Regions from separate parts of the Mus musculus genome. Here regions 1, 2, 3 and 4 are each linked to region 5. The links are chromatin loops, found by intact Hi-C in ENCODE. Cell type or tissue: left cerebral cortex. All regions are shown on one strand. Links, peaks and the distances in the headings refer to the core of each region. The heading gives the core; the rest is flanking DNA. Region 1 overlaps Anks1b (ankyrin repeat and sterile alpha motif domain containing 1B). Region 2 overlaps Anks1b (ankyrin repeat and sterile alpha motif domain containing 1B). Region 3 overlaps Anks1b (ankyrin repeat and sterile alpha motif domain containing 1B). Region 4 overlaps Anks1b (ankyrin repeat and sterile alpha motif domain containing 1B). Region 5 overlaps Anks1b (ankyrin repeat and sterile alpha motif domain containing 1B).

The links. Hi-C counts contacts between places; a loop is a spot of excess contacts. Peaks named below come from ENCODE experiments on the same cell type or tissue, not always from the same donor. Only the 100,000 strongest peaks of a DNase experiment are listed, where the experiment ranks them.
Region 1: a loop joins it to region 5, with 2.6 times the contacts of the local background. A loop is called at or near these places in 5 of 42 quality-filtered maps.
Region 2: a loop joins it to region 5, with 2.2 times the contacts of the local background. A loop is called at or near these places in 5 of 42 quality-filtered maps.
Region 3: a loop joins it to region 5, with 4 times the contacts of the local background. A loop is called at or near these places in 6 of 42 quality-filtered maps.
Region 4: a loop joins it to region 5, with 3 times the contacts of the local background. A loop is called at or near these places in 4 of 42 quality-filtered maps.

What each region holds. Positions count from the first base shown.
Region 1 is chr10:90,673,082-90,678,983 of GRCm38, forward strand. All of the region lies in intron 16 of Anks1b (ankyrin repeat and sterile alpha motif domain containing 1B), which reads left to right. Among named protein-coding and RNA genes, the nearest start is that of Apaf1, 410 kb to the right of the region's middle. In left cerebral cortex, for the core only: a CTCF peak has its summit at 2,910 (motif pointing right); DNase peaks (open chromatin) are centred at 1,461, 3,507 and 4,541; H3K27ac peaks cover 3,588 bases.
Region 2 is chr10:90,559,468-90,565,369 of GRCm38, forward strand. All of the region lies in intron 14 of Anks1b (ankyrin repeat and sterile alpha motif domain containing 1B), which reads left to right. Among named protein-coding and RNA genes, the nearest start is that of Apaf1, 520 kb to the right of the region's middle. In left cerebral cortex, for the core only: no CTCF peak of the experiment used is centred there; DNase peaks (open chromatin) are centred at 3,220, 3,533, 3,898 and 4,134; H3K27ac peaks cover 1,043 bases.
Region 3 is chr10:90,572,620-90,578,521 of GRCm38, forward strand. Anks1b (ankyrin repeat and sterile alpha motif domain containing 1B) reads left to right here. Exons shown (of 27, transcript NM_001359241.1): 15 at 4,470-4,576. Among named protein-coding and RNA genes, the nearest start is that of Apaf1, 510 kb to the right of the region's middle. In left cerebral cortex, for the core only: no CTCF peak of the experiment used is centred there; DNase peaks (open chromatin) are centred at 2,904, 4,063 and 4,606; H3K4me3 peaks cover 1,768 bases; H3K27ac peaks cover 2,218 bases.
Region 4 is chr10:90,687,284-90,693,185 of GRCm38, forward strand. The region is part of intron 17 of Anks1b (ankyrin repeat and sterile alpha motif domain containing 1B); the gene reads left to right. Among named protein-coding and RNA genes, the nearest start is that of Apaf1, 390 kb to the right of the region's middle. In left cerebral cortex, for the core only: a CTCF peak has its summit at 3,059 (motif pointing left); DNase peaks (open chromatin) are centred at 1,779 and 3,043; H3K4me3 peaks cover 596 bases; H3K27ac peaks cover 2,140 bases.
Region 5 is chr10:90,427,750-90,433,651 of GRCm38, forward strand. The region is part of intron 12 of Anks1b (ankyrin repeat and sterile alpha motif domain containing 1B); the gene reads left to right. Among named protein-coding and RNA genes, the nearest start is that of Anks1b, 560 kb to the left of the region's middle. In left cerebral cortex, for the core only: no CTCF peak of the experiment used is centred there; DNase peaks (open chromatin) are centred at 2,538, 3,449, 4,472 and 4,836; H3K4me3 peaks cover 235 bases; H3K27ac peaks cover 1,914 bases.

The sequences.
Region 1 (5,902 bases), core at 661-4,660, 250 kb after region 5:
TTCCAACACAGTGAGGACTCCGATGCACTGTTTTTCCCATGTGGTCAGCACTATCCTGTGGGCATTGACATTCCAGAACATGGAAAGATTTTAAAAAGGACTAAAACCTCCAGAGCAAAGAGGGTTACGTGACAAATTTTCATTAGGCTCCTGTTAGGTATAAACCTATCTCATAATATCAGCCCCCAAAAGCTGATGTGTCTTGTGGTCTAATTGAGCAATCGTAAGCCCACCCTTTAGATAGAGGAACATCTGTCTCTAATTGTGTGACACTTCCTGACAGCAGCATCTACCTGATCCATTATTGGTGTTAGGATGTTCCTTATCCCTTGATCTATTTTCCATGCTAGTATCATAGTTCCATTTTAGTAACTTGCTGCAAACTGCTTTTATATTCCTTTAACCACAAATATGATATATACCATCCTTCATTTCCCTTTGTCTGTTATTAGTTGGTTAGTTGATTTTTCTGGGGGTTGTTGTTGTTGTTGCTTAGGGGAGCATTCTGGGGTTGGTGTTGTTTTTTGAGATAGTGTTCCATGTAGACCATTCTGACCTCTAATGTACTATGTGCTGAGGCCAGCCTTGATCCTCCTGCCTCTATCTCCCAGTTCCTGAGATTGCAGATAGCCCACCACTATTCGTAGTTTGTTATCAGTTTTTATTACCTTCCATCTTCTCCTCTGTCCCTTGTCTATGCTGACCAAGCTCCTGAGAAGCAGATAAGAAGAGAGACTAGATACAAGGTCATCCTGTGCAATCTCACTCATACCTGACTTCAGCCTTTACTTGTCATAACGTGACTACAATTGTTTAAATGGCCCTATGAGGAAAGAACTGTGCTAAATTCCACTCATATCATTTCCCTGAATGCCTGACCGTGTTCAAGGATATGCTTGTATCGCTCATGTTACTGCAAATATATATAAATACATTAATAGGTACCAGACCTGAGAATTTCAAACAAAGAGAGATTGAAAAGGAAAAAAGGGCTATAGAGGCCATTTAAACCCTTAAGTCATCTGCTTCACTGGTTTTAAACATTTCTTTTCAAAGTCAGTAAGGCATTTCTTCCTTTTCATACCTACACAAAACATTTAAAATGTGAGTTGCTGGCTGAAGTGGAGCAGGCAACCTTAGAGCCAAGAATGTTTCAGAGCTGAACCCCGGAAGGTCAGGAGTCCACAGAGCCCTTTTGTCCCTATGCTCAACCTGTCTCTCTGATGGGTACAGTACAATCTGAGGCTAGACATATTCCAAGCAACTTTCGAAGGACATGCAGGCAGAACGCAGCAACCAGGAAGGTGTGTGGTAAATGCTTTAGCATATCTGAATTTAGTGAAGACTAAAGTTTGGCTGCTATTTCCATTTTTGGTCCCAGCTAAGGTTTTCCCCAAATTTTGGAATTCAGCGAGTCAAATCCTGCCTTGCTGTGAACCAGAGTTAGGAATGCCTGCTGTCCGCCCACGACTCTGCTTCTCGCATCAGACTGTGCCCGACTCATGCGCATGCTCCACAGTACTGCTGGCCTGGCAGACCCTGGGGCTGTTGCTTCCTAACTGGGTCTCACCAGATGTTCCTGCTAGAAAAAAGCGCTTAACCATCGCTAATTTGAGCAGCAGTTACGCTACTACCTGAAGGGGTTGCCAAAGAGCCAGCAAAGAAACATGGGTGCTGTCTGACCTGTAGTCAGCGTTTCTCCTCGGTTTTACTCTCCTTTGTGTCGTTTTGTAATTGGGCTTATTTGTTTTGGAGTTTTGTTTTTAAACTGGGTAAGTATATCAGACACTAACTTAGAAGTAATTTACAAGTCATGGAATCATAAATTTTGGGAGCTTCTGTAAAACAGAGCTTTGAAGTCATTGGTCCAACCCCTTGACTCTGTAGATACAACACTAAAGCTAGAGAGGGCAGTGTGGCTTGCCCAGGGTCCCGCAGCAGAATCAAGAAGATAGAATTAATTAAAATAGCATTTTATAGTACAGCCTACTATCTAGAATTGGGTCTTGATACATGAAAGTTTAAAATGTTACCAGTGTTAGATCATGAAGAGAAACCCTTAATTCTTATGGCACAGAATACAAAATGTAAGACCCCCACAAATGCGTACCAACGACAATAAATGAGATAGTCCTTTGTTCTCGTCATTTGTCTTCCATGTGTGGCTTAAATAATCCAATCATCCAATTAGCAAGTGCCTGCCATGTGTGAGGAGTTCCGATGGAGGCCTTAGAGACCGCAAAAGTTCCTAAGACCTTATTTCTTCACCAGAGGCAGGGAATCCGGTGAAGTTAATATGCCATTGGTGCTCCCTTGAAAGGGAGGCGGGATTAGAGAAGTCTTGGGAGAGCAGGAAGAAATGGAGTTCCTGCTAAAGAAACCAGGGGACACAGAAGTACAGAGGTGCTAGCTACGCAGAGGACTGTGCCCCCCACAGACAACCTCGTGCAATCAGCATGCGCAATAGAGACCGACTTAACTCGTGCCTGGGTTAAGATGATGCGCAATAAGCTAAGAAGGATACTGCTGCTGCCTTAGTCAGCTTCCTTCATCTTCCTCAGTCCTGCCCCAACCAATTGCCAATAGACTCATGAATTTAAGAGTAGGAGTTAGATTCCACAGGTGCAATTTATAAACACCAAAGGCTTTCAAATAAGCAGTAACTCTATGCAGTCCCTCCTCCCCCATATATCAAAAATTCAGTAGTTGACAACAATATAACAAAAATGTCTTGCTTTTCTTTTTTTTAAGAGTTATTTATTTTATTTTTATGTATATGAGTATGCTGTAGCTGTACAGATGGTTGTGAGCCTTCTTGTGGTTGTTGGGTATTTTGGACCTTTGCAGGCCCAAAGATTTATTTATTATTATAAATTAGTACACTGTAGCTGTCTTCAGACACACCAGAAGAGGGCATCAGATCTCATTACGGGTGGTTGTGAGCCACCATGTGGTTGCTGGGATCTGAACTCAGGAAGAGCAGTCATTGTTCTTACCTGCTGAGCCATCTCACCAGCCCATGTCTTATTTTTCTAACTCGTGAATCTATAGGTCAGCTCTAGTTCCCTCACACTGATTAGACCTTCCTGGGCTCCAATTTTAATTCCAACCTTTGGGTTGAATTTAACTTGTAAGTCTTTATTTATCTCCTAGCACCAGCAGTTATAAAAGTACTCAGCAGGCATGTGTCTTACAGTAATAATTAATGTAAGAATAGACGTGTATACCTACAGGGTAGGAAGAACGCAAAAGAATGGGTGAAACAGGAGTGGAGAGACTGCTAACCACCCATACCATAGGCCAGCATCAATGGAACTGGAAAGTACCTCCAACCACAGCGAGACTCAATGTGGTTCCCCTGGCATAGGGTGCAGAAGCATAATTCCAATACAGGAGGAGAGGAAAGAACTTGGAAGAATAATTCTGTATCCTTGGGTTACCTTGTCACACAAATGTCTAAAAACAGAGCTGTGAGCTCAAAGGGAGAGAAGCAAAGATGTTAGTAGAAGGGAAAAAGGGAGGAAAGAAGACAAGAGAATTGTAATTTGAAGTGAAAAGCTAAGCAGCCAAGGGCAAAAACATATGCAATTTCAAACTGTAGGTGGGTTCCATTTAAAGCAATGGAGCAGGAAGAGGGCTTAAGAGTCATCAGATGGCTAGGGATCCAAATCGTCATGTTAGGCAACTTACACACTATTTCACAAAATATCACAATACTTGGGAGGGGTGTCAATATTACTGGACTTATTTTAGAAAAGAGGGATGTGAGTCTCAAACAGCTCTGTAACTTGCCAAAGATGGACCCAAAACATTAGTAACATTTCTGGGTCTATCAGATTCCAAAGTGCACTTTTGGAAGACAGACTGAGTTAAAAGCCATCTTGGAAACACAATCAATAGGTCGTGTTGCTCTAAGGAGTTATAATGACTCGTTCCTAAGCTCAGAAATCTACTTGGGCAAAGGAGTGAAATCTCCTCACTAGCTAAGAACCATGAGAAACGCTGCTAAGAGCCATGTTCTCAGCTGAAGGTTATAAATGTGTTGTTTTACTTACGTTGATGCTAGCTGTAAGACCTGAGATGGCCTAAAATTTTTACTTTAAATAATGTTTTATAATTCATGAAGATTTCAGTCCTTGAAAAATAAGTCTAGAAATAACCCAAGCACATTGCAGGCACAGAAAATTGTATCTGTCACAAGTATCAACAGTGCCTCGTGTAATTCACGTTTTGGGAGTAGCTAGTAACTCAATGACTGTTGACACGTGCGTGTGCTCAGTCACATCACTAGGTTGTATAGCAGGGTAGTGAGAGACTGGGTTAGTTTCGATTGGCTTTGGATGGTGAACTAGGACCTTTAGCCTTTTCTAATAACAGAATCACTGTATGATCTGTCCCAGGGGTAGATTTCTGAGTCTTGCTAAGGTATTACTGAGAATAAACTGAGCCAAAGGTGGGGGGCAGGGGGAAAGCGGAAGGATTTTGCATTCATTTGTATAAGTGGCAATGAGAAGCTAAGCCGGGTAGTAACAGTAGAAGCAGAAATAAAGGAACAGATGGGACACCTTCTTTGGAAGAAGTTTTTGTGCAGCACAGTAACCACTCTGCATACCATTAAAGATGTGTCAAGTTCATTTCGCAACTTCATTGGGCTATGTAGGCTTCCTCCCTTCAGGCATATAGAGTCTCCATAATTTCTTGGTCATCTGGGCACATATATATATTTTTTTTAGACTTACAATTACCATGAGGGAGGGATTCTAAGAGATTTGTTCTTTGCTGTTTGCATAGCATCTGTCAGAATTAATGCTGAGTACTTGAAGAATAAGCAACTTGTATGGATGCTGCCCTCCAGATGCACACACACCCCTGAACATGCACACACACACACACACACACACACACACACACACACACACCCCTGCACATTCACACACAAACCCCTTTCCAGAGAACCTTCTCCTTTCCATTCTACCCAGCTCGTCTGTCACCCCACCAAAATCCCTTTCATCCTTGCCTCTTTAAGGTAGGTTTTGCGTTACAGGAGGAACCAGATTACCAAGCAGTCCATGAGATTTTAGTGTTACGTTTCCCAGACGCTGCCTTCAATCGAGTTCAGTTGATTCTCTTTGGTACTTCTTAGTGTGAACTTAGATTTATCCAATAATGTTCTCGTTGGGTAAAATACTGAAAATTCAGTTCTAATTCATTTTAAACCTCTAGCTTTATATCCATCCCTTACACACACACACAATCCAATTTTCTTCCAAGAGACTCCCCCTTTCTTATTCTCAATTGTTCGATATCAGGGCAAAAAGAAAGGTACTGGAGAAGAGATGAACTTCCTTGGTCTCCATTAGGCTCACTTTGCAGTTGTCTGGAGGGTAACCCTGGTTACTCGTCTGGCAGTGACCATCAAGTAACCTAAGTGGGACAGGTGCTCAATGACTGGCCTTTCCAAGGAACTGTATGTGAGCGCTTGGGGGACAACTTTTGAAGAACCTTAACACAGTTCTCTGGGAAAAAACAACTGGTTCTTTAAAATTATCAAGACTCCCTTAAGCCTGTCAGTAGTAACCACTGCTGGGTTTGTTGCCTTCTTGGGTGGACTATCAACAGGATGTCTCTGCTAGGCTATTCATTTCAACTCCAGTGTTCCTCTGTCTTCTCTTTCTCCAGTTATTCCATAAGAGAAGTCTCCCTTGTCTTGGGCAAGTGTTTAGATTAGTTCACCCACTTGCTACCAAGCCAATGAGCATGTGCCCTACCCCTGTAGTTTATAATCTACCAAATAGGAAATTGTAGTAGGTGGTTCTGTGTGTCAACTTGACACAAACTGGAGCTATCACAGAGAAAGGAAACTTCCTTGGGAAATGCCTCCATGAGATCCAGCTGTAAGGCA
Region 2 (5,902 bases), core at 828-4,827, 130 kb after region 5:
TCTATCTGTATTCATATACTATAAAGAAGGCATACATCTACATATGTCCAGAGGGATTCAGGTTTCCAGGAAATCCTGTTGCTGAACTCCCTGTGATAATCTTTAGGAACCCCATTCCTTTCATCTCTCAGTTCTACAAGAGGAGGGACAATAATACAATTCTCCTGTCTGATGTTTAACTTATTGTTCTTATTTAGGTCATGTGTCAAACACCTAGAAAAATGGCCAGATATATGTCATACATTGCTTTTTAAAATGGTGTATCACAAAATTAACATTGTAATATAACACATATTTTAATTTCCAGGGTCCAGAAATCTAGGCATTGCTTAACTAGGTTCCTTCTTCAGACTATCTCCTCCAAACAAAATGTTTTAATCAAATGTGTTGGCAGTCACTGGGAGCTCATCTGAAGGCTCCACAGGGGAAAGAGCCATTTGCAAGCTCGCTTGAATGCTTGTTGGCAGAACCGAATTCCTTTTAAGCAGTTCAACTGAGGACCACATTTCCCAGGGGCTGTTGGGTGGAAGTTTCCGGAGTCCCTTAGTATGTGGCTCATCACCCCACCTTTTTAAAATCAAGCCAGCAAGAGGGGAGATCTTCTAGAGTGCCAGAAGTCAACGTTTTGTGGTCTAATGATGAAAATAACATCTTCATAAGACCGAGGTGTTCTGAGGCTCACAAGCAAGGGAGAGGGAGATGTACAGAGAGCAAGCATCCATGGGGCCACCTTTATAAGCCACGTCTTCACCACTTTTGAGCTCTAGGTCCACCTCTGAAAATGATGTTCAAAAACCTCTTCCCAAGGGCCAGAGATGAGAGCAAGTGAAGGGAATAAGTCCCCCAAGAAATTTGATACCACAGTCAGGAAAAGGACGGGTAGTGCCTACAACTGTTGATGACAGGGCCCCAGATATGGCACCGAGTTTTAAGAAAAACAGAAAGAAAGCTCTTTAAAAAAAAAAAAAGAAGAAAAAAAACTACCATGACTTTGAGTCACTATGAGACCCAATGTTTATTTTAAATTACTTAATTATATGTTTATGTTATGGAATAAGAACGCTTTGGTGTGTTCATTCAACACTTCTAAGCCAGCTCTAGACTTTTGTTATTTGGGGTTCTATATTATAATTTTCAACCATTGCTCAACATGAAAAAGTTAAAATTTCTATGTATGAGGTTGTTGAAATGGTAGAACACCACATAGATTTGAGGCTACAATGGTCTCAACTCTTCTTCTGTACCCAAAGATATCTGAAGATCGATAGGAAGAAATACAACCAACCATTTACAACTGGTTTTCAAGGATTCAGTAGGAAATCCAAATCAGCATTAACATTGAGATGACAGAGAATTTTGAGTCTTTTCTCAATAGAAGACACAGACCTATCAACTGCCTTTATCAAGCAACTAAACAAGACACCCTTACGTACATTTACTTCAAAACAGGTTCTAATATGAACCTACACATTCAGTGACAGGTCCCTCCAAAATTCAGATTTCCAGTTATCTCAGAAAGATACATATTTGAATTTGTTTATAATTCAGAAAGTGATTATTAATATGAAAATATGCATTATAGATTATATTGATTATAGTTAAGTACTATAACTGCATGTGACTATTGTTATGATAGACTATATTTATTATGATTTTTATTAATATCTAGTGTCTACTATATGCTAAGTGCTTTCCATATTTATCAACTTCTTGAATTTCCTTCACAATCGTATTCTATAAACTTGTATACTTAACTCTTTTTCTTCACTTTGCAATTCATGCATAGGATACCTGGACATCTCAGATTTTAGTATTATCCTTCCAACATTCAGCGAATGTCCATTTGCTGTGACTATTGTCTAGGTTTGAACTGATATTAGACAAAATATTCTCTATGGGAAAAAATCGACCTTCAGCTTCACTTCTGCAGGGAGTGGGGGCACGACAGACTGGGTACCTTTCACAGCAGATGCAGACACTGTGGAAGCTTTTAAGTGACTGAGGATGTATGGAATCCTCTCTGCTTTAGAGACTTTCCAGTGTTGAGTTAGGTCATCTATAAGTTCTTCATGGAGGAGAACTCAGTAGGTTTCCTCTGCCTACCTATTCCTGGTTTCTTCTCTGTATTATTTGGTCACTCCCATCCTCTGAGTCAGCGGTTCTCAACCTGTGCGTCACGACCCTCAAAGGGATCATATCTTGAATATCTTGCATATCAGATATCTACATTGTAGCTCATATCAGTAGAAAACTTACAATTATGAAGTACCAGTGAAATAGTTTTATGGTCACCACAACATGAGGAACTGTCTTAAAGGTAGCATCAGGAAGATTGAGAACCACTGCTCTAAGTGATATTTGTGTGGCAGAAGTTTGATCATATATTTGTTACCAGGAAGTAAAATAGCTGCATTTGTCTCAACACACAGGTCTCGGGATTGTGTCCTGTCTGCCTGCCCTGCCAGTTGGGTACCTAAATATGCCTCCTCATGCTTGCATGCAAAGCCTTTGAATTCCAGCAACATGGGTCTCTTAGTTATTGAAACATACCAACTCATGCAGGTCCCTCTGTGTGAGCACCTAGCATCCCTCTATTGGCCTCACAAATGCCTACTGAGCCCTCCAGTTACAGATCAAATGGAAGCCTCTGGAAAGTCTCCATTCAAACCAAACTAAGACCGTTTCTTCATTCCTACACTTCATAAATAACCCCTACACCTTTCCATTACTGCATTCTCCACTCTGTATGATAGTTATATTCCTACCATCCTAGAAGAGCCTTAAGGCCAGAACCCATTCCTTTACCCCTTGGCTTTTTAATTCAAGGGTTCCCACACAGGAGGCCTGGGCACACTAATGTTCTAAGCACCTTCTTCTCTTCATGAGTAGACTTTAGAAGATCCCTTAAAAGATGAGAAAACAAAATGAAATCAACTGAATTACTGGGCTTTTTTTTTTCTCTCTCTCCCAGTCAGGTACAGCCTATATGAATAATTTTGTTGTCTGCCAGAAGATTTTAGCATTTTAGGCTTAAATTCCATTTCCTATTTTAGACCATACCCCAGTGCATAAGTTGTCAGATCTGTTTAGTAAAGGCTGGTATTTCTTAAGCATCCTATGAAGTTTTTAGTTCAAATAAAATGTGAGGCCTAAGGGAAAATTAAATCATAGCTCCTGACTCCCGTTAGCATTTAAACGTCAATGTCTGAGCTCGGAGCTTTCTCCGATTAACATCTTGGCTTCGGGATCCTGAGTTCTGTTGACCCACAGCATTTCAGAGTTCCTGGAGTAACTAATCCCTCTCCTCCTCTGGTCTCTGACCCCCGCTTCTTGTTTCTGTCCCAGCCTGTCCTTTCATCATTAGAAGGAGCGCTATCCTTAAGTCCATCTCTTTCCCCCATGTTCATTCACTGCTAATATTTCTCCAGAAGCAGTATTAAGTATGTAGTTTATACATCTCAGCCTGGAGGACATTTAGGATCTGAAAAACCAGAGAGTGCTGTTTTCCAGATAAAAATAAAAGTGTCGGGCTCGTTCCTACGCCATCGTACAGGGGTGAGCACTGCTCATTCCTAGCTCCCATGCCCGCATTGTGTAATACGAAACAGGAAATCTGGCATGCACAGAGGTCATTGCCTGCTAACCCAATGTGCTGGCTCTCTCCCACATGCAGTCACGGCCTTCATAAAAGTTCAGTGTGCTCTTTTACCAGACTCTAAAAAAAAATTGCCAGGCTTTATTTGAAAGGTGATAAAACTATTGATCCCTTTTTTGCTAAATGACAAAACTAGGAGATTAAAAATACATCATCTTTTTCTAGACACTCCCAGTCCCATCCCGTTTCTCGTAGCCACGCCTTCAGTCGGATACCAAAGGCTAGTCTGATTGGTGCCGGAGACTTGGCTCTCCGTTCAATAAGACAAAGGCATAGTATCACACATTCAGCCCTTGCGATCAATTCACCATACAATTAGCTTTCCTCTGTTATTTGGCCTGCCAGCTCACCCCATGCATTTTTGTCTGCTGGAAACAAAGAGAAGAACTAGGCGAAGAAAGGACCTGATGGCTCCAGACCAATCTATTTGTTTGGGGGACTAAATGAAACCCAAGTGTATATTCTCTTGGCCGTAAGGATAATTTATCCCCTGCATTGAAATCGTCTTTCTGTATCACGGTGCTTTCTCACACACGTTATTTCATCTCAACTTCAGATATTACAAGATAGATCGGCGACGTGCCCCATTTCATGGTATCAAAAAACAGCCTACCCACAGGGATTTGTCCAAGTGGAATGGTACTTTTTCTATGGCGCTGTCAAAAATAGCAACAGCAAATACTGAAATAGTGGAGAAGAGCCAAGATTGAAATCCAAGTACCTCTGGCTCAGAGGCCTGAGCTCCCAACCTCCACGTTCTCCCAGGTCCCACGGAGGCAGCCATCTCTCTCGACCCCGCAGTGTAAGCAGCCATGCATGGCAAACCTTCCGAGTACCCAGGTTAAGCCCATAGAGCAGCTTCAATCTTAGAGAAACAGCGAAGCCCTTTGTTAGCATCAAACAGAAATACCCAAGGGATAGGACCCTTCTCCAACCTGCTTTTGTTTTCATTGCTTGATACAGAGGCCAGGAATCGATTAAACGTGATGGGAACAAGAAAAATAAACAAGCTGGCATGCATGCAGGCGAGGGTCCACTTCTGCAAAAAGATAGGTGTCCCTGCCCACCTTCCAGTGCCGAGGAGATGAGTGATCGCTAAACCCTTCAACCAGGTCCCTAAGGTTCAAGGCTAAATAGATGAAATCAGACTATTTATAATGATTCTGTGTCTTATTTCCTTCCCCAGAAAGACCATGATAGAAGTAGGTCTAACACGTAAGGTAGCTGTGTAAACAAAAGGAGCCTATAGGTGTGGCAGAACTAGAACGGAGCCTGACCATAGTAAGTGTTCAGCATACGTCTGTGACTTGTCTCACATGGTGAGACACAGCTTTATCCCAGGATGGTTTATGCTGCCACAGCAAGGCACCTGAACTCTGAGTAATTTATAAAGAACAGCAATTTATTCTCTCGCAGTTCTGGAAACAGGGAAGCCCAATTGAAGTGCTGACCTCCAGTATCTGAGGAGACCCTCGGCCGATGTCTTCACGTGGCAGAAAGCTTACATGTTTTTTTCCCCCATGGCAGAAGAGAGTGAACCCACCCCTGCAAGCATTTTTAATAGCAAAGTCAACCCAGTCAGCCTGGCAGAGCCATGACCTGACCTCCCAACAGTGTTACACTGGAAACTGTGTTGCCGCAAATACATTTGGGGAGCACATTCAGACTATAGCCCATAGATGAGTCTGGACACACAGTAGGTGCTCCCTTCTGTTTTGTATGGCTTAAATTACTGGAAGGACACGTTCTGTGGGACAGAAAAGTCTTCTGTCTGTCACTTCAGCATTTAACCAATATTTATTACATTTTTAAGGAGCCAATCAGCTCCTTTCTTTTCAGCCCTTGTCAGAAGCTCTCCATTCTCTCCCAGTCTCCAAGTGCTGTTTTCCAAATTAACAAATACAGCTCTTGCCTCTGACAAAGCATCTCTCTACCTTGACTATTTCATCTTACTAAACAACACCTATTGGTGCAGACCCATGTTTTGTCTTAAGATGTTTCTCTTCTCTTTTTGGTCACAATAATAAGTCGCGTTTCTGGTTTTAATCCCTCTGCTCTCAAGAGCCTCTTTCCTCAGGGATAAACTGATGTTCTCCTGAGGCTCGAAATTGCCCAAGAGCAGGGGTGTTCAAATGTCTCTTCCCATGTCTTAGCCAAATGCTTGGTACAAGAAGTACTTTGTAAGTATTTGTTGAAAAAACAAAATCAGTGCATGCTGAGGAAGTATATGAAGTATACAGAAAAGAA
Region 3 (5,902 bases), core at 1,019-5,018, 140 kb after region 5:
TGTTTGTTTGTTTTATTACCCTAGTATTGAGCAATTATACTTGTTTCTGAGAATGGAGCCCCTAGGATTCTGTCTTCAGAAGACTGTGCCATCGGAAAGCCCCTGGTCCCATCACATAGCTTGAATCTCAGTTTCTTTATCATCAATGATGATAATTGACAAGTTGGGACACGTGGCCCTGAGCTCACTCCCTCTTCTCCCTGTTTGAATCTCACTTTGAGAAATTACAGAGGTCCTGGCTGAATAAAGGTGCCTGGTCAGTAATGTGCTGAAAGAATTTCAAGACTCCAGGAAAGTATTTTAAGTAAAATGAAGAATATATTTAGATACTATAAAAATGTGATCTTCAGGCCTAAATCAGGATCCTTTAGAAGTTTGACTCATGAGAAAACACTTAAACAAAATCAGAACCCAGCATGACTCAGGATCCCTGTCCCTCCTCTCCCTCCTTTTCCTGTCTTGCCATCTCCTAATTCACCCCCCACACACACACACACCTACATTTTGCTAACACATGAGAAGTATTAAACAGAAATCAAGGAATTAAAAATTAAAATAACAGAATTCAGGAATTTCTATATAAAGATTTTTAAAGTGGGCGACTACCAGTAATCTCCCTGAGCTGTCTTTATACAACAGTCTAAGCCTTCATATGATTTTCCCTTTTTATTTATTAAAAAACCAAAACCTATTTCCAGAGTCATTCATTCATTCATTCATTCATTCACTTAATGAGCATGACTTAATACCTAAGAATCAAATGCTGCTTTTGCTAGGTGCTTGGTTACTGGATTTAAAGAGTGAGCCGATCATCTTAAGCCTTGCCAAACGAAACTATATCCTTATGTTTGCTCAGTGTTTACAGAGCTTGTTTACCTTCTCATGACATGTCCATGAAGAGACACTATATGTGAGACTTACATTTGACTTCACCTGGTAACAGCCTCCGATCTGATCATTCACAAGTCATATATATCTTAGTTTCGTCTTCACCTGCAGGTCATGTGACAGAATTGCAATCTCCTACAGTTGATCCATGCATATCTATAACTTTTTCAACATTCTAAAAAGATCAAGAGGCAACAAGAGATAAATTATAATCAAGTACAATGTAACTCACCCAGACACGCTTGCTCAATTGAGAGGGTAAAGATGCTGAGCAAAAATCCCAACCTGAAAATTCTATTTAAAAACTAAAATGTCTTCTTTTGTTTGAGGGTTGTATGCATGCTTATGCTGCCTTTGAATAAAATCCACCCACCTTTTCCTCCCCTCTGGTCCCCTCCCCCATTTCCCCTACCATTCTGCCTTCCCAAGTTCATGTGCAAGTCTTTGGTTAAACCCACTTTTTAAAGTCTGTTTAACATGCACAAGTATAAGACTATCTGCTGGGGCATGGGTCGCTCCATCCTTAAAGATAACTGACTCCTCCTGCCCAGTAGGCATCAGTTACCAAAAAGCCCTTAGCAGGTGGCAGGGCTTCATAGACCTTCCTGGATCCATGCTGGGATTTGGGTGGGCTTGATCTTACACAGGTCTTATGCACCTAGTCACAGCCACTGAGAGCTCACCCAGATCCTGTCATATCAGGGAAACAGTCTTGCTATGGGTAACCACTACCTCTGGCTCTTATATTCTTCCTGCCTCTTCTCCTGTGGGCCACAATACTTCCTTTTTATAAAGAAATCAGATACTTGGAGTGCAGTTAAAAAAAAAAAACTTACCTACTGACTATAACAAAATGATTTAAATCTGAAAATGAGAGTGCTTTCTGTAGTTCAGACTGTGAGGGTACATCATGTTGATTATCAAATGCAAACTGAACGCATATGATGTACATACAGTATTAGAAAGGCATACACCCTGCTTTCAAGAAGCAAGTCTTAGACACAAGTAATAATCATGTGGGTTAAGAAATATTTGTTATTATAGAAGGTCTAAATGTGCCACTAGAGAAAAGAGAGAGATTTGTCATCCTATTGAGGGATAGAAGAGGTTTCATAAAGGAAATGACAGAGTTGTAGGGTAGTAAGAAAACCTACCCAAGTACATTTCAGCCTTCCTTCGGAGACCAGCAAATAATTGCCCCTGGTTGAGAACTGTGAAGAGCAGGTAGAGCCAGATGAAAACCCCAAACACCACGAAGAGTCCAGAGTTCTTTTAATCCATCAGGAAACTACGGCAGTGTTTCGAAATAAGGCTGAGTTATCAGTGCTGTGTCTTAGATTATTCTGGCACTGTTTATAAATTAGATTTAAAAAAAATAATAATACCATGGATCGGAGGGCAAGAAAGGGCTCAGGGGATGAAGGCACTTGCTGTCACACCTAATTAGGTTTAATCCCTGGGACCTACATGATGAAAGCAGAGATCAGACTCATGCAGGTTGTCCCCTGACCTTCATACACACACACACACACACACACACACACACACACACACACACACACAGGGTGTGGGGGGTGGAGGGGAAGAGGAGTTTTTAGTGATTAAAAATACAGCAGGGACTTAAAAACAATTCAATGGCCATTGTTATATTGGACCAGGTGCCAGGAAACAAAGAAAGCAAAAAATCCAAAGGAGACAGCAGGTCCATAAACATAGGACAGCAGAGAGGGAGAGGGATTAGAACCCAGGGATTGGTGTCAGCAATAGAAGAAACATGCATGCTGTTTTGAGAGTACATATTTATATGCTGAGGAGATTGGCAATGGCCCTAAAATGAGAAAAGAAACCAAGACGAGACTTGAGGACCAGTGAAGGTTTTGTGTACCCAATCAATATTCACTGGGCACATACTGCGTGTTCAGGGCAGAGTCGGGTGGGTAGTGTGAGCGTTCTGTTTAATTTTTAAAGTACTTGATGTGGAAAAGACTCTGTTCCCAATCTGTGTGACTCCCAAGGCAAAGCTGGAGCCAGCGAGTGGGAGTTAGGTAGGAAGTAAACTATCTTTCTAATGAACAGAGGCTTGGCTCGGTGGTGAGAGCCCCATCACAGGCGGCATTCAAGCAGAAGATGGTAGTCTTCCTGGAACACAGGGCAAGGGTTCTTCCTAGGACTAAGGGCTAGCCTAGCCTTTCTGATAGTTCTCTTCAAGTATTGAGTCTCTCCTCTGATGAGGTAGTTCTGCAGATTCTATTATTATTCTGTGGTTTCTCTCCATTATTAAATAAATTACTCAGTCTGTCTGCCATTCAGTAAAAACTCACACACTTACATCTGTTATTCTTGAATTATTTTTGGTTAGGGCTCTTCTTCTTTATTAAAAAAAAAAAAAAACAAACTTAGCTATCCAGCTAATGTTACCTTTATAGATATTTTAGAATAGGGCGCTTAGTAGATAGAGTTATAAATACCAGAGTGGGAATGGCTTTTCTTGTGCCTAATAATGTTGTTGTTTAGGACAAATGAGGAATGAATTGTCTTGGCTTGCAGTTTATGATGCAGTTTCTATATGTTGCAGTAATTCAAAAATTAAAAAGAAAAAGAAAAAGAAAAAGAAAAAAAAATCCCCAGAGAGGTTCACTTTGAGACTGCACGGTAAAGAAAAAAGAATAATTACACTGTGAAGCTTTCAATCAGAAACGGTTCCCTCTGGTACATTTTTAAAGGGAAAAAGGCGAAGAAGGGAAGGGGAAAGGGGACCTGTGGCGAGCCTCCTTAGGAGCTGTAGTTCAAGCTTCACGTTTCCTGGTGTCTTTTGAAACGTAAAAAAAAAGAAAGAAAGAAAGAAAAAAATCCCACAACAAATAGCTCGGTAACGTGTATAACCTGGATGAAGCTTCTTCGATTCCGATTGAGGCGCTTTGGTTTGCTTGAGTCTTGCTATTTTCTGCATTTGTTTTGACTGCTCTCATCATTCAAGATTGACGCTTGGATGGGTGTGTAGGAGGGAGCAGCAGCAGCAGCGGGCTTACAGCTTGCAGACAAAAAAAAAAAAAATCTGCCTTATCTGATGGCTATTATTGAAAATGCGAGGTGTAGCCTGGGCTGGGTAATGAAGGGGAGCGAGCGAGCGAGGGGGAGCAAGGAGCGTGGAGCTGCATACTGATGAGTGTAGGAGTACTTGATAAAAAGAATTCTGGCTGCTGGCCGTGTGTTGCTCATTGTGGAGTACTCTAGCAGTCACATAGAACGCAGAGCAGCCTAGGCTGACAGCTTGATATGCCTTCTTCTCCTGCCTGGTTCTGGGGGGCTGTATGACGCACTGGTCGGTAGTAAAGATTAATATGTAAAGAAATGTGCAGCTAGGATCAAGTCCTACTCCACAGCCTGCCTGGCAAACTATGGTTTCCTTCTGACTTTGCTCTCTCGCTGAGAACGTTAATCTGTCAAGCTGGCGGGCTCCTTTGATAACAACTTCCCCAGGAGCATGATGTGGCAATGCCACCCCTCAGCCCCGGACTACCGCTATTACCCCGTGGACGGCTACTCCCTGCTAAAGCGCTTCCCTCTTCACCCTCTTACAGGACCCAGATGCCCTGTCCAAACAGTGGGACAATGGCTGGAAAGCATTGGGCTACCTCAGTACGAGAACCACCTGATGGCTAATGGATTTGACAGTGTACAGTTTATGGTAAGATGCTCTCTGTGTCCACGGAGCTGCCTTTTGTCTGTCTTTGCTTCTTATGTGTCTTTACATGGCTCAGAGGCAGCCTGGTTTGCACGGAAACGGATCAGCTTTAGATATGTAACTGCATCAGAAAAACGGGATGCCTTTAGGACAGAACTTGTTGTGTGCATACAGACACTGACTAGAAAATGGCATCTATATGCATCCATTAGACCTGTGTGTTGTATGAACTGGTGAGAGCTCTATTTATGGGCTCTGAACGAAGATTAACATTTCTAGTCTCCCTGTCATTCATTGTATGATTTTTTTTTCTTTCCTATACATTTGCGATCTTAGCATACAATTAGATTTATACCACGCTCCAGCTAAATCTGGATTCCGGAGACATGTTATTTCCGCGTGAATATCAGTATTTGTGATTAATTAGAGAGTCTGCTATGTCGATGGTCTGAAGATCATTTTCCCTGCTAATCATTCAATAGGCTGTTTAAATCCTGTGGATGACCCTTCCTGAGCTAGCTGCTTCAGCCGGTCGCTTAGCTTAGCGAAAGCACATGCTGACAGAAGAGCCATGAAGTATTTATTGTTTGTTACTTTAGGTGAAAAACAAACACTTGGGTCAATTAGCTGTCAGGGTATGTATAGAAAGGGGCTGGTGTACCAAATGCATCGGTGTACTTTCGAGTCCTGGTCTGTGTGCAGTCTAAACCGGGCGTGTGCAAACTTCTCAGTGTGCATATAGGTGAGAAGGAGGATGGGAGGCATGCAAACGACAATGTAGTTTTCTAATCATTCCTAGACCTCCCCAGACACTCATCAGCTCCCCTTGTTAAGCTCCTTCAAGCTACATCACGGTTCTCCTCACCTTCCCTTGCTTTTAAGGTCCCATCGCACATTATCACTGATCCCTAAATTTAGGGAGACCTACATGTCACAAGCATGTAGCACACAAATGACTCGTAGGTGTCCTTAATCGTTCCTCTGAGATAAAATGCTGAGGCTGGCACCTGCAGCACCTTCATAAGCCTCTGAGGGCTAGTCAGAGCTTTGACATTCCTTTTGCCAGATTGCTTTTCTCCAAAGTTGACTGAATTATTACAGCTTTGAGGGTTATTAAGATGGTTAAACTTCTACTCCTACCAAAAAATGTGTATGCCTACAAGGTTTTTAAAAATGCATAAATGTGGTCTATCATATGAGCATCAAGTAATATATGCATATAACCGTTTAGGGGTATCTTGTTGTTTTTTTTTAATTAATTAATGAGCTATGCGTTTCTTTTTCTTGTGTCCATCAGACAGTCACTGGTTATACAGTTGAGACTCTGTT
Region 4 (5,902 bases), core at 1,080-5,079, 260 kb after region 5:
GAGTCTTTGCCCGTTCCTCAAACCTCTCTTTAACATCTCCAATCCTTCTTCTAAACTTGTTAAATGTGCAGGGGGGCAGTTGTAATAATTCCTTTAATACCCTTACGACTCTAACATCTACACCGGCTCAAGGTTGGTTAGGGTCTGCTGATTTTCTCCTCGTTCTTTGCATGCTAGGGTAGTTTTTATTTGCACACAGACGTTTCGCCTTTTATCCTGCTGAGGGATGGATAATTTTGTATCTCCATCAATATCGCTTCAGAGGTGCTCTAGAGAAGAAGGACAGTCCTCATCTTGTGCTTAAGCTTCATCAGGTAAGACTAGAACACCGTTTGCTTGGAGACAGGTGCAGAGTACTTGAACCAAACTGTATCCTTGAAATCCGGGAGTTTTCCCGCCTGAATAGCACGGAAACTATTACCAGCCTGATTCTGGCTCTCAAGGTTTTCTTCACCAGTCTTTCGGGGCGCTTCATTGTCTGCCCTCTGGAAGGTTTTTCACAAGCAAGAGCTGCTTAGCAGTCTCTCCCCACTGCCCAGCAAATTCTCACCATGCTGGCCTCTCTAGCGGCTTTCCCAGCTGCTTCTGAGGCCCTCTTTCCTGCAGATGAGTGTGCGCGTGCCCTTGATTTGGTTCCACTGCCCTGGGCCTCGCGGTCCTTGTTCTCTTGTCTCTCATAGCATGAAAGCCAGAGCTTCCTGCAGATTTATGGTTGCTTGTTTCAGGGAGGAAAGTCAGCGTGATTCCCCGACACCACCACACACACACACACACACACACACACACGCGCGCGCTGGGATTCCACCTTGAGCAAAACTTGGATTCCATGCTCCTCCAGATCCCCTAAGCGTGGACCCCACATCCAAACAGCTGCGGCAGGGGCTCACTCACATGAGGCACCTGGGCGTGAAGTGCTTGAAAGCATCCCAAGTGATTTCAATGTATAGCCTCTGTCACCAGTGGGGAACCATTCAAAGGATTTTAACCAGGAGCATAGCATGATCAAAAAAAAAAAAAAAAAAAAAAAAAAAAAAGGTAAGCATGGCGAGAAGCTGGCATACTTAGGGAGAAGTAGCTGAGTCAGCAACTCTGTAATATAGCCATTTCCAGCTATGTCTATATCAGGCACAGAGGCCATGGTGGGCATCATGATGATGGTGATGGTGATGGTGATGATGATGATGATAAAAACACCATTGGCTGCCTCTAGCATTGAGGGCATGCCTAAATTAGAAGTCAGTAAATAGAGTCGGTTTTCACAATCGAAACCCCATGTATCAAAAGGACGGTAAATTATAGTCAGTATTCAAAGGAACAAGGTAATATTAGACATTCCACGGAAGCTTTTGATGGTGGCTAACGTGGCTTCAGTTTGACCCCTCGGAGGCTAAGCTTCTGTCCGATGGAAATTTTACTTACTGTTTATAAAGAGAAAGACACACCGTGCAGCCAGGTTTCAAATGTGCCCTCTTTTCTTTCATCTTTATTTTGGAATCGGGTCACTTTGCTTTGAAGCCTATATCCACCACTCAGTATGTGGTCTTAAGTCACTTCCCTCTCTGGGACTTGGTTTCTGGTGTATAAATAGAGGACAATAATATCTGGCCTGCTGGTTGCTAGGCTTCCTGGGAGGCTCAAATGACAGCTTGCTATTACCCATCCCATTCTCTTCTCTCCGGTTTTATTTTTCTTTTGCCTTTTCTCGGTGACTTCCCCAGATCACTTTCCCAGAGTTGGCTGGAAACCGGTCCCTTGGGACACATCTTCATAGCTAGCAGTGTTCGCTTCTTCCACCCACAGCTCACGGGGCGGTGCGTGGGGGCTGGGGGAGCACAGGTTACCCCATCTGACGTATAAACGCCAGTCTGCAAGAATGAGGTCTCTCTGTCCTTTCCTATCCGCAACTCCAGTCTCTGAGGGTCTCCCACCCAACCCCCTTTTCTTCGATGTTGATTTTTAGGTACAAAACTGCTAGAGCTTTTACCTGCAGCTATGTGTGCACCGACATTTGACCCTCAGCAGCGACCTGGTGGCACCCAGATCTTTGTTCTTGAAACGGAGGGCAGAATAGCGGCTTTACCCAGAGGCCTTGGATTCTTCGTTCAGCCCTGAGCCATGAACCTAACAAATCTAAACCTGTCTGGAATTTGCCCCAAATTTTAAATGTAATGACCCATAATGGTGGGAACCTCTACTTTCCAAAGCAGCTCAGTAGTCCCTATTCTCTGAGACTGTACTTTTGCATCATATAATAAAGAGCATTGTAGTGAAGCCAGTGAGGTTTGTGTTGTTGTTGTTGTTGTTGTTGTTGTTGTTGTTGTTGTTTTGCTGGTTTTCTCACATTTCTAATACAACAGATAATTTTTTGTTTGTTTCTTGAAGAGACTTTTTCCTTTTTCAAGACATTTAGGACGGAACTTGTTACTAAAGAAATTCGGCTGTGTCGCTGGTAAATTATGACAAACTGCTCGTGCTCCCGTGAGATTTGAGAGACATACCTAATGAAATACCCTATAGAGTATAGAAAATAAAAAGGAGCCGTCCTCCATACATGCAAATGCGTATAAATGCAAATAACCACTCTTGCATGTTGATCCACTGGAGAAATCGTTCCGTTTCTATTTTAAGAGACAATCCGATATTATGCTTAAAGGACAAAGAAAGCCAGAAAAACTATTAAGAATTTTGAAACCTATAATGCATGCTATCCTGCCAGAGACGGGCAGTAAGTAATGTGCCAGAGAAAACGGGGAAGGTCAACACAGCCATCAAGGTAGGGTACAAGGTTCCTATTCGCCATTATGGAAATCAGTGGAAACCTTGAACGAATAGTAATGAGCTCGGTGATTCTGTGGCTTAGAATTCATATCTGTTTTAAAGATGTGTAAGGATTGCCAGGAGTTTAATTTTAAGCTATTTTGGTTTTTAAAGAATGTATTATGTTAAACTGCAAAGTGTGGTCTCAAATGCTTTTTGATCTCAGGCAAAGAGCTTGTTAGCTTGAACCTCAGAATTGGAAGCAGTTTTACTGTACAGACTTTTGTCTGACGCTCTACCGCCACCTGGTGGCAATGTACCTAAAGTACAGGACAGGGTACTAAATGAAAAACCAAATTCTTTTTTTTTTGTTGTTTTTGTTTGGTGGTGGTGGTGGTGGTTTTTCGAGTAGAACTGAAGTTTATTCTGTGTCAGTTTTATACCATTCCCTATTCCTGACTCTTTGTCACTCATTAGACTCTTATTTTTTTGTAGACATTCGAACACAAATTTCAAATACCACATGATTAAAATTGTTTTTACCAAAATGGAAACAGTGCAGTCCACAGATTAGATTAATCTGAGTGACAGGGCTCCTTTAAATATGCATATATTACTCACCAGCACACTTCTGTTTACCTGTTTATAGATGCCTTAAAATAGAATAAGGAAGGAAAATGATTAGTAACCGTGCTTTAAAAAAAAATCACAGTTTCACAAAGAATTCTTCAAGGCTTTAGATCCTAGCTCCTCCACAAGCCTTCCTTGGGCAAGTCACTTAACCCTGAACCCTCCATTTCCAAGACCCTGAAATCTGAGTTAATAACCTTCTCTATGCCCCTGATGATACCGCTCACGGGTTTGAAGAAATAACCCAGGAACATATGATCACAGCGCTTTGCACTCAGGTTCTCTCCTTTAAAGAAGACTAAGCAACCATCCAGTTTCCACGTTCCCAAGATTGACAGAAGCATTGTGAGTGATTGCCATTCTGCCGCATGCACAAAACGTGCAAAAATACACACCCTAAAACAGCTGGCAGTTGTTTGGTTTATGAGCCAGACTAGGCTGGAAATTTCTCCCAATTTCATCCGACCACACACGCGCGTGCGCGCGCACACACACACACACACACACACACACTTGTAGCTGGCTCTGATCTACTGGGGTAGAAAAGTCGGGGTCTTGGATGATCACAGCTGACATGACCAGGATTTATTTCTCTGCCCAGTCCTCTAGCATGCATCCTTACAATAGAAGAGAAACAACAAAAAACAGGTGTGCACTGAGATGTCTTGAAGGTGTTTTGTTGTATTGTGTGTATGTGTAATTGTATATGTGTATGTGTATATATGTGGGCATATGTGCATAGGAATGCAGGTGCATGAGGACCAGAGGCCTCAGAGGCAGGTGTACCCAACAAGTTTTCTACAAGAGCAGTATGCACTCTTAATCACTGAGCCATCTCTCCAGCCCTGGGCATGCTCTGTGCTGAACCTCTACTTATAGCTCATCTCCTAACAAATGGCCGACAGGAACTATTTTGAATACCCAAATCAACATGGGAGGAGAGGATCTGACCTGTCTCTTCACAGAACAAGCTGTAAATTTACATAGGCACAGGGATGGATGGAGAATACGGGCCAATCAGTCTACCACAACAGCTCTGATGAGCAAACAAAGGAGAATGGCATTTGGAATTATGGGTAGTCAGATCATTCTTTGTAAGCTCTGACTCGGGATTTTTATTTTTAATTTTAAATCTGTTTTATTTGTTTATTTATTTATTAAATTTTACTTAATGTATGAGTGCTCTGCTGCATATATATGTGTGTGTGTATATACATATACATATACATATACATATACATATACATATACATATACATATACATATACATATACATATACATATAGGCCTGCCTGAAGAGGACATCAGATCCCCCTATAGATGGTTGTGAGCCACCATGTGGTTGCTAGAAATTGAACTCAGCCTCTGGAAGAGCAGCCAGTGCTCTTAGCCATTGAGCCATGTCTCCAGCCCCTCTGACTCAGGTTTTTTGTTGTTGTTTTTTTTTTTAATGAAAATCATCTTTAAGAACATGAGACATAAGAAGTAAAAGGTCCAGACAGAAAACTTTATCAGACTCTTAAATGTTTGGGATCAAGAATGTCAAAATCAATGTACAGTGACTTGGATGATAAACGGGCTGCACGATAGTGGAGTCACCAGACCTGTGAGATGCTGAGAGTTTATTTATTAGGTCCATTGGCCATCAGACTAGCCTACTTTAGAAGATGAAATCCTGACGTCTCCTCTCGTGGAGAATCAATTCTGTGCTCATTCAACTATGTGATGCAGACTCTGCGCAAAGTGGAGGTGCAGCCAGCGGGTTCTCGGTGGAACTGGGTTCTAGGAGCTAACTGAATCTTCTGGGCATGTTCCAGGGAACACACCGATTAGAGCACTAAGAGAAACACCTCATTTCTGCCTGTCTCTCTTCGCTGACGAGCTTCTCCTCTAGAATTTGTCCCTAGACTCTTCCTTCTCCTCCACCTGCAATGTCAGTGTGGTGACACCACCACATAGGGCAAGTCCCCAAGCAGCCTTTTCACCTCTGAGCAGAATGCTGCCAAGAGTGAGTGAGCGTTTGGCTTTCTTCCTGAAATCTGTATTCAGACTATGCATAAACCCTTAGCATCTCCAGAACCATTCTGGACCCATTGAGGAAGCTGGGCTCTAGAGTCAGACTGCTAGAATTTGAACCCCGTCTGCCTTGGTTTGGTTTGGTTTCATTTTGCTTACTGTGGTTTGGTTTGGTTTGGTTTGGTTTGGTTTGGTTTGGTTTGGTTTGTGGTGTGGCGTGGCGTGATTCTGTGTGGTTTGACTTTGTTTGGTTTGATGTAGTTTGGCTTGGTATGGGTTGGTGTAGTGTGGTGTGATTTGGTGTGGTTTGGCTTGGTTTGGTGTGATTTGGTTTGGTGTGCTGTGGTTTTGATTGGTATGGAGTGGTATAGTGCGGTGTGATTCAGTATGGTTTGGTTTGGTGCAATTTGGCTTGGTGTGGTTTGGTTTGGTGTGGTATGGTGTACTGTGATTTGGTGTGGTTTGGTTTGATTGGTATGGAGTGGTTGTAGTGTGGTG
Region 5 (5,902 bases), core at 896-4,895:
AGCAGTGGAAATGAAAATATCCATCAAAATGAGAACCAGATCCAGGTTAACTGCCAGGAGCAAGGGTCAGGGTCAAAGCAAGGTTCTGAAGGTGAAAGTCCAGACCTTTGCATAGGAGCCTCACCATGAGGAGCAGAACTGGTGTAACCACACAAGCTGATTCCTTCTACGTGACATTAGTTTTATGGAGCAGTCTGCCAGGATTGTGTTTTGTTTTGTTTGTTTCTCTAATCTTGAAGAGCTACCACAAGTAATAACTTTAAGAAGCTATTTATCAAAACCAGGAAGAAGAAAAACTACAGAAGCAAAAAGAAAAAATAATTGAAATTCATATATATATTTATATATGTATATGTATACATATATATGCATTAAGTAGGTCTAACAGTATTGACTTACAAGCAATAAAATTATAAAACTATTTTGATGACTCAATAAAACTGTATGGAAACATCTCATAATATGAAGTGGGAGAATAGGAGTCTTTGAGATATTCTTATAGTAGTGTTCTCTCGGTTATGAGACTATGAAGGAGTTAACAGTAAGGAAAGGATGATCTCTCATAAAAAGATAGTATATTGATAAACTTCATTTCATCTCCAAATTTGCAAGAATAACCACCCTTATGGGATAATTTCATAATCATTCTACACATGAAGTGAAAAAGGATTGTACCTTATGATGCCCACAAAATATGCTCATTGCAGGTAAGCTGGCCCTGAGGGTGTGGCCAGCCATTCTGTGTGATGGCATCAGGGAGGGAGAGATCTCCACCCCTCTCTTTTGCCCTCACCACCTGCAGCAGGCAGGGGAGCTGGCCCCAACAGGGTCATGATAGCTGGAGAGCTGGCCCTGCCTCTCACCTGCTGCAGCACTTGGGTGAGCAGGCCCTACATCGCACCTGGCCAGCACAGTAGTGCTGACCCTGATGGCAGGGGATGGAGGTGAACCTGCCCCAAGGGCATGAGCATGGAAGAGCTGAGCCCATGACTTGTCTGCCATGTGGAAGCATTTGCAAGGGAGAAATGCTCTCCCACCCTCACCTCTTGCCATGTACAGCAGGCAGGAGAGCTTGTACTGCCTGTCACCTGCTGCAGCACTCAGTAGAGGAGGTCCTATATCTCACCCAAGCAGTATAGTAGAGCTGGCTCTGGACACTGAGGTTGTAGGTGAGCTGGCCCTGAGGGTATGAGCACAAGAGAGCTGACCTTCCTTATAGACCTTGTCTGCTGAGTGGTGGTATGGACAAGGGAGAGATGCTCTCTTTGCTTCTCTTGTCCCTTGCCACCTATGACAGATAGGAGAGCTAGCCCGGATATCAAGAGAGTGTTCTGGTCTTGTGTCTCATTGGCTGCAGCACTCAGAACTGTGGGCCCTGTGCCTCACTGGGCAGCAGAGTAAAGCTGGCCCTGATTGTGGAAGGTGCTGGTGAGCTGACCTCAAGGGCATGAGAGCAGGAGAGCTGTCAGGCTGACCAGTTCAGATACCTCTTAGGCCCAGATCCAGGGCTTTGAATTGGCCCATCCCAACATCTAACCCTTGGATGGACTGCTGGAGTACATAAAGGGCATGGTCCTACACAACCAAAGCTGAAGGATCTCCAAGACACAGGGCAGCAACAGGATAGCTGAGAGGAGCCCCAATGAGGATCCAGTATTGATAGTGTAGCAGAAGCTAGAGGCCTTGTACCAGACTGATGAGTCATTGCAATAATTATTTGTAAGCAAAGTGTGAATAAAAGGGGTATACTGTAGGATACACTGTGACACACTAAAGTTTCTACAATGAGATTTTTTTTTCCTCTGTGTGGGGGCAAGGGTAGAGGGCAGGTATGAGGGCAGGGGGTGATGAGTGGGATTGGGGTACATAATGTGAAATTCACAAAGAACCAATAAAAAGTTAAAAAAAAATAAGCCGACTTCAATTTCTTATAGAGGTAAAAAATAGGTAGTTATTTCATAAATCAACAATACTATTATCTTTATTCCAACAGTAAAGTCCATCTGAGGCAAATATATGGATATTGAGAGTTCATGCTTTTTTTCCTAAGGTATAATATTTTGGTAGTACATATTTTCTGGATATGAAAATCTGAATTTGTTTCTTATGTATTTTACATAGATGTACACATACATTCCTCAGTCCTTGTTCTGTTCCATTCAAAAGTGCTGGAGAGATAAACACTATTGATCAGATATGACTTCCATGTAGGTATTGTGTGGGCAGCTTCTATTATGAGTGAGTACCTTAACAAAAATAAAAAGCTTGGATAACAATAGGTTTCCCTAAATGTGAAGATTGCAGCATGGTTGCTTCCCTTTACTCCCTAGGCCTTTTGAATCTTGAATTAGAAAGAATACAGTCAGACAATACCAGAAGGCAAATGATCACATGGTGCAAATTGATGTACAGGAAACACATAATACAGAGCTACTTCCTATTTTATCAAGATACATTTTTTTTCCTTTAGAGGAGAAAATAACCACCTTTTTTTGAGTTCTGTATTTTGGAAGTCAAGCCAAGCATGATGCTTGACCCAGAATTATAAATATTCTGCAATGTATAACTGAAACACTTGGAAAAGCTTTCTAAAGAAATTCTGGAAATGTCACCTGAAATGGAGTTTCATAGCTTCAAATCACATAACAGCTAGCCTGGCATCAGTTGAGGTAGGTGTGACTCAGTGGTAGTGATACCCATCATAATGAGAAATAGAAGCAGGGCTTCAATGTCCCTATGCCACCAAGAAGTCGGTATTTCTAATAAAGGCAATGCATGAGGGTAGAAGTGGGTAAGGGTGAGAAAGGGGAGGTTGCTATCTTGGAGGTTAATGAAGACAAACAATAATGATAGCATGCTTCCCTAGACAAATAATTAAGGTGGGAAAGCAACCAAAAGAGGGGACTAAAGGCCAGCTCTATCATGAGGTTCCTATTTGAGTTTTGAGTGTCCATCTACCATTGAGAGAGGGACCTACAGTTAGGGCAGCAGGAAGATTTTTTTCCTTGGTGACCCACGGACCTTAGGAGTGTCTTCCCCGGTGTGATTTGTGCCAAAGTGGGGCTATATTAGGATGTGAAAATAGAAGCATTTATAAAGATCTGATTTGTGTATAAAATTGCGCCACCCTGAAATGAGTAATGAAACTGTGCTTATAATTATGCACCTGCTCCTCGAATATAGCCCTTAATTTCTATTCTTGGAGTCATCAGGTTCTATTACCCCCTTGCCTAAATGATTGCAGTAACCTTCTAACTGGCCACCTGCCTTCGGTCTCTTCTCAGTCAAACGCTTCCTCTTGCTCCCCACTGCCTACTAAGCATGCAACATGACAGCCAGCATCCTCTGTGATCTGTATCCAAAGCTGCATTTCTAGACACCATTGCTTCCTTCCATGTGCTTGAGACTTCAGCCAAATTGGCTAATCACCGTTCCCCAAACATCCTCCAGTGTGGTGTTTCTAAAATGCAGACAGGATCTGGTTATTGCCCTACTTAAAACTCGTCCCAACTTCCTTTTATTGCTCCATAGGAATCATCCTGAAGTCCTTGGTCTACAAACCCTCTGCGCCTCGCTCCTGCAAAGTTCTTCCTCCTTATCTCCGACCACCAGACCCCAGTCCACTGCCCTCAAAACCTAAACCCAGCCATCTGGATCTACTTTAAATTATCTGGACAGGTCAACCCATTTCTTGCCCTTGGGGTTTAGTTAAAGCTTTCCTGCTATGTTATATTTTAGTCTACTCACAAGGCCCCATGTTCAACACAATAGAAAAAGTTTCCTTTTTAAGTGCAAGGAAATCGGCTGCACAGAAACCTCCCCAGCTCAGGAAACCCTGCTCAACCTTCTTACATACATCCACCACTCATTCCTCATGCTACCTCAGTGCCAAGTACATGTTTTTGACATCGAAGCTATCTTTTTAAAAATTAACCATTTCCTAAGATGCCCGTGATGTCCTTCGGGACTGGGACAATGTTTATATAACTCTATGAGGTTAGCAGTTCACACAGTACAGAGTACAGTCCAAAACCTCCTTCGGTCCCAAGGCCTGTGAATTAATTGCTTACTATGCTAAATGGATATTTGCAGAGAGGATAAAACATGACAGGTACTCCTAATCTATATGCCATTGCTGTGAAATGCTAAGGTAATTCCTCTCTCTCTGTCTCTCTCTCTTCCTCTCTCTCTGTCTGTCTGTCTGTCTCTGTCTCTCTCTCTCAAAAGGAGCACTGTGTATATTGTAAAGCGATACTTCTCAAACTTTAATGTGCCCTAGAGTCGTACACGTGTCTTGGGAAACCAGTGCCACTTCAGTACGTCTGAGTCGAAACAGTGATTCTGCATCTCTGACAAGCTCCTCAGAGATGTCACGGTATTCATTTGGCAGAGGCCACTGTGGAGGAGGATTTCATGTGGGAGGTTCAGAGATGGATGACACGGGGGACAGAACTCACTGGAAGGGTAGGGCTGCTTACTGGTTTCTGCTGAGGTTGCCAGGCACATACCCATGCAGGCTTTAATTGAGGCTGTGCTAGAGCGAGTTGTCTTTACTGCTTTTTATTACTCTTTAAATGAGGCCCCTAGTGCCAAGCTTTTCCCCTGCTCACTCCCCCAGCGTGATTCAGCCTGTGTGATTTTCTCTGTAGAAGAGCTCCCCAGATGCCGTTTTTTTTTTTTTTTTTTTTTAAACTGACCTGAAGCTGAGTTCTCCTGTCTGCTTCCCATAAATTTAAACCATCTCTGTCTTCATTATCGAAGCCCTGGAAATCCAATCTTTCCCGTCTTCAGAATCCTCCCCCAGCTGCCTAAATTGTTTCGCCTCCATTTTCATCCCAGACAGCTTTTCTCTTCCCGGCGAGCACCCCAGCTTCACCTCTGCCAAGGCTGGTACCCAAGCAGCCGCTGCTGTGATTGATATGTGCAGCTCTCATTCGGAAAGCTGCACTGTGCTCCCTACCCGCTTTCAGAGCAACCTGAAACAGGCTGGAGTTTTGAACTGCAGGGTGGCCCAGGAGAACACAAGGGCTCCGTACTGTTGACTGATCAAATGTCATGAACGAAAGGCAAATGTAGGAGAGATGCTGGAGATTTGACCGCAGCTGTAAGAGCCTGCGGATGCTGGCAATATGATGCTGCCAATGCTTTGCTAGTGTCAGTTTATAATTAGAGATGCCATATGAAGGGGGAATTTTGACATTTACTGCTACTAGTTTACTTTTTCAGTGATATCTAGCTCCGTATTACAGTTCTGTCTCTCTTCTGGAAAAGTTGAGTAAATCTAGAGGTGTCATAATCAATCAAGAAAGTCATAAGAGCATATCATGTCTAAAACGCATATTTATGAACACATACAGATATATATTCTATAAAGCATATAGATTGTTAGTACTCATTTAATTGTATTTAAAATTTTATAAAATTAAGGTGTAAAATATAGTTTAGAAGGTTAAGTGGCCATAGTTTGTTTGTTTGTTTGTTTGTTTGGTCCACCAGTGTTCAATGAACCTACATATATATTTTAAACACCAAATAATGAACTTATTGAAGTCTCTTAATTGATACTTGCATGTTCTCTCAAACTGTATGTAAGTTGAGTCCCTAAATATCAAATATCTGACATGCTGTTTAAAATACAAACCTGTTTGATTAGTTTGACACTGATGGAATTAAAATTAGCTCCATTTTCCTATTGGTTATAGGTTGGCATATTCTTTAGTAGTTGAGTTTGGAGCTTATAATCATTTTGGAAGAGGTTTTGGTTTGAATCAGCTCCTTGAAGCAGGGAAGATCAAGCAACTTTGTATATGAATGCTGGAAACTTCTAAACATAATTTGCTCACATTTTCAAGCCCAGATATATCAGTACAAGCAATGTATCTTTAACATCTGCAGAACACCT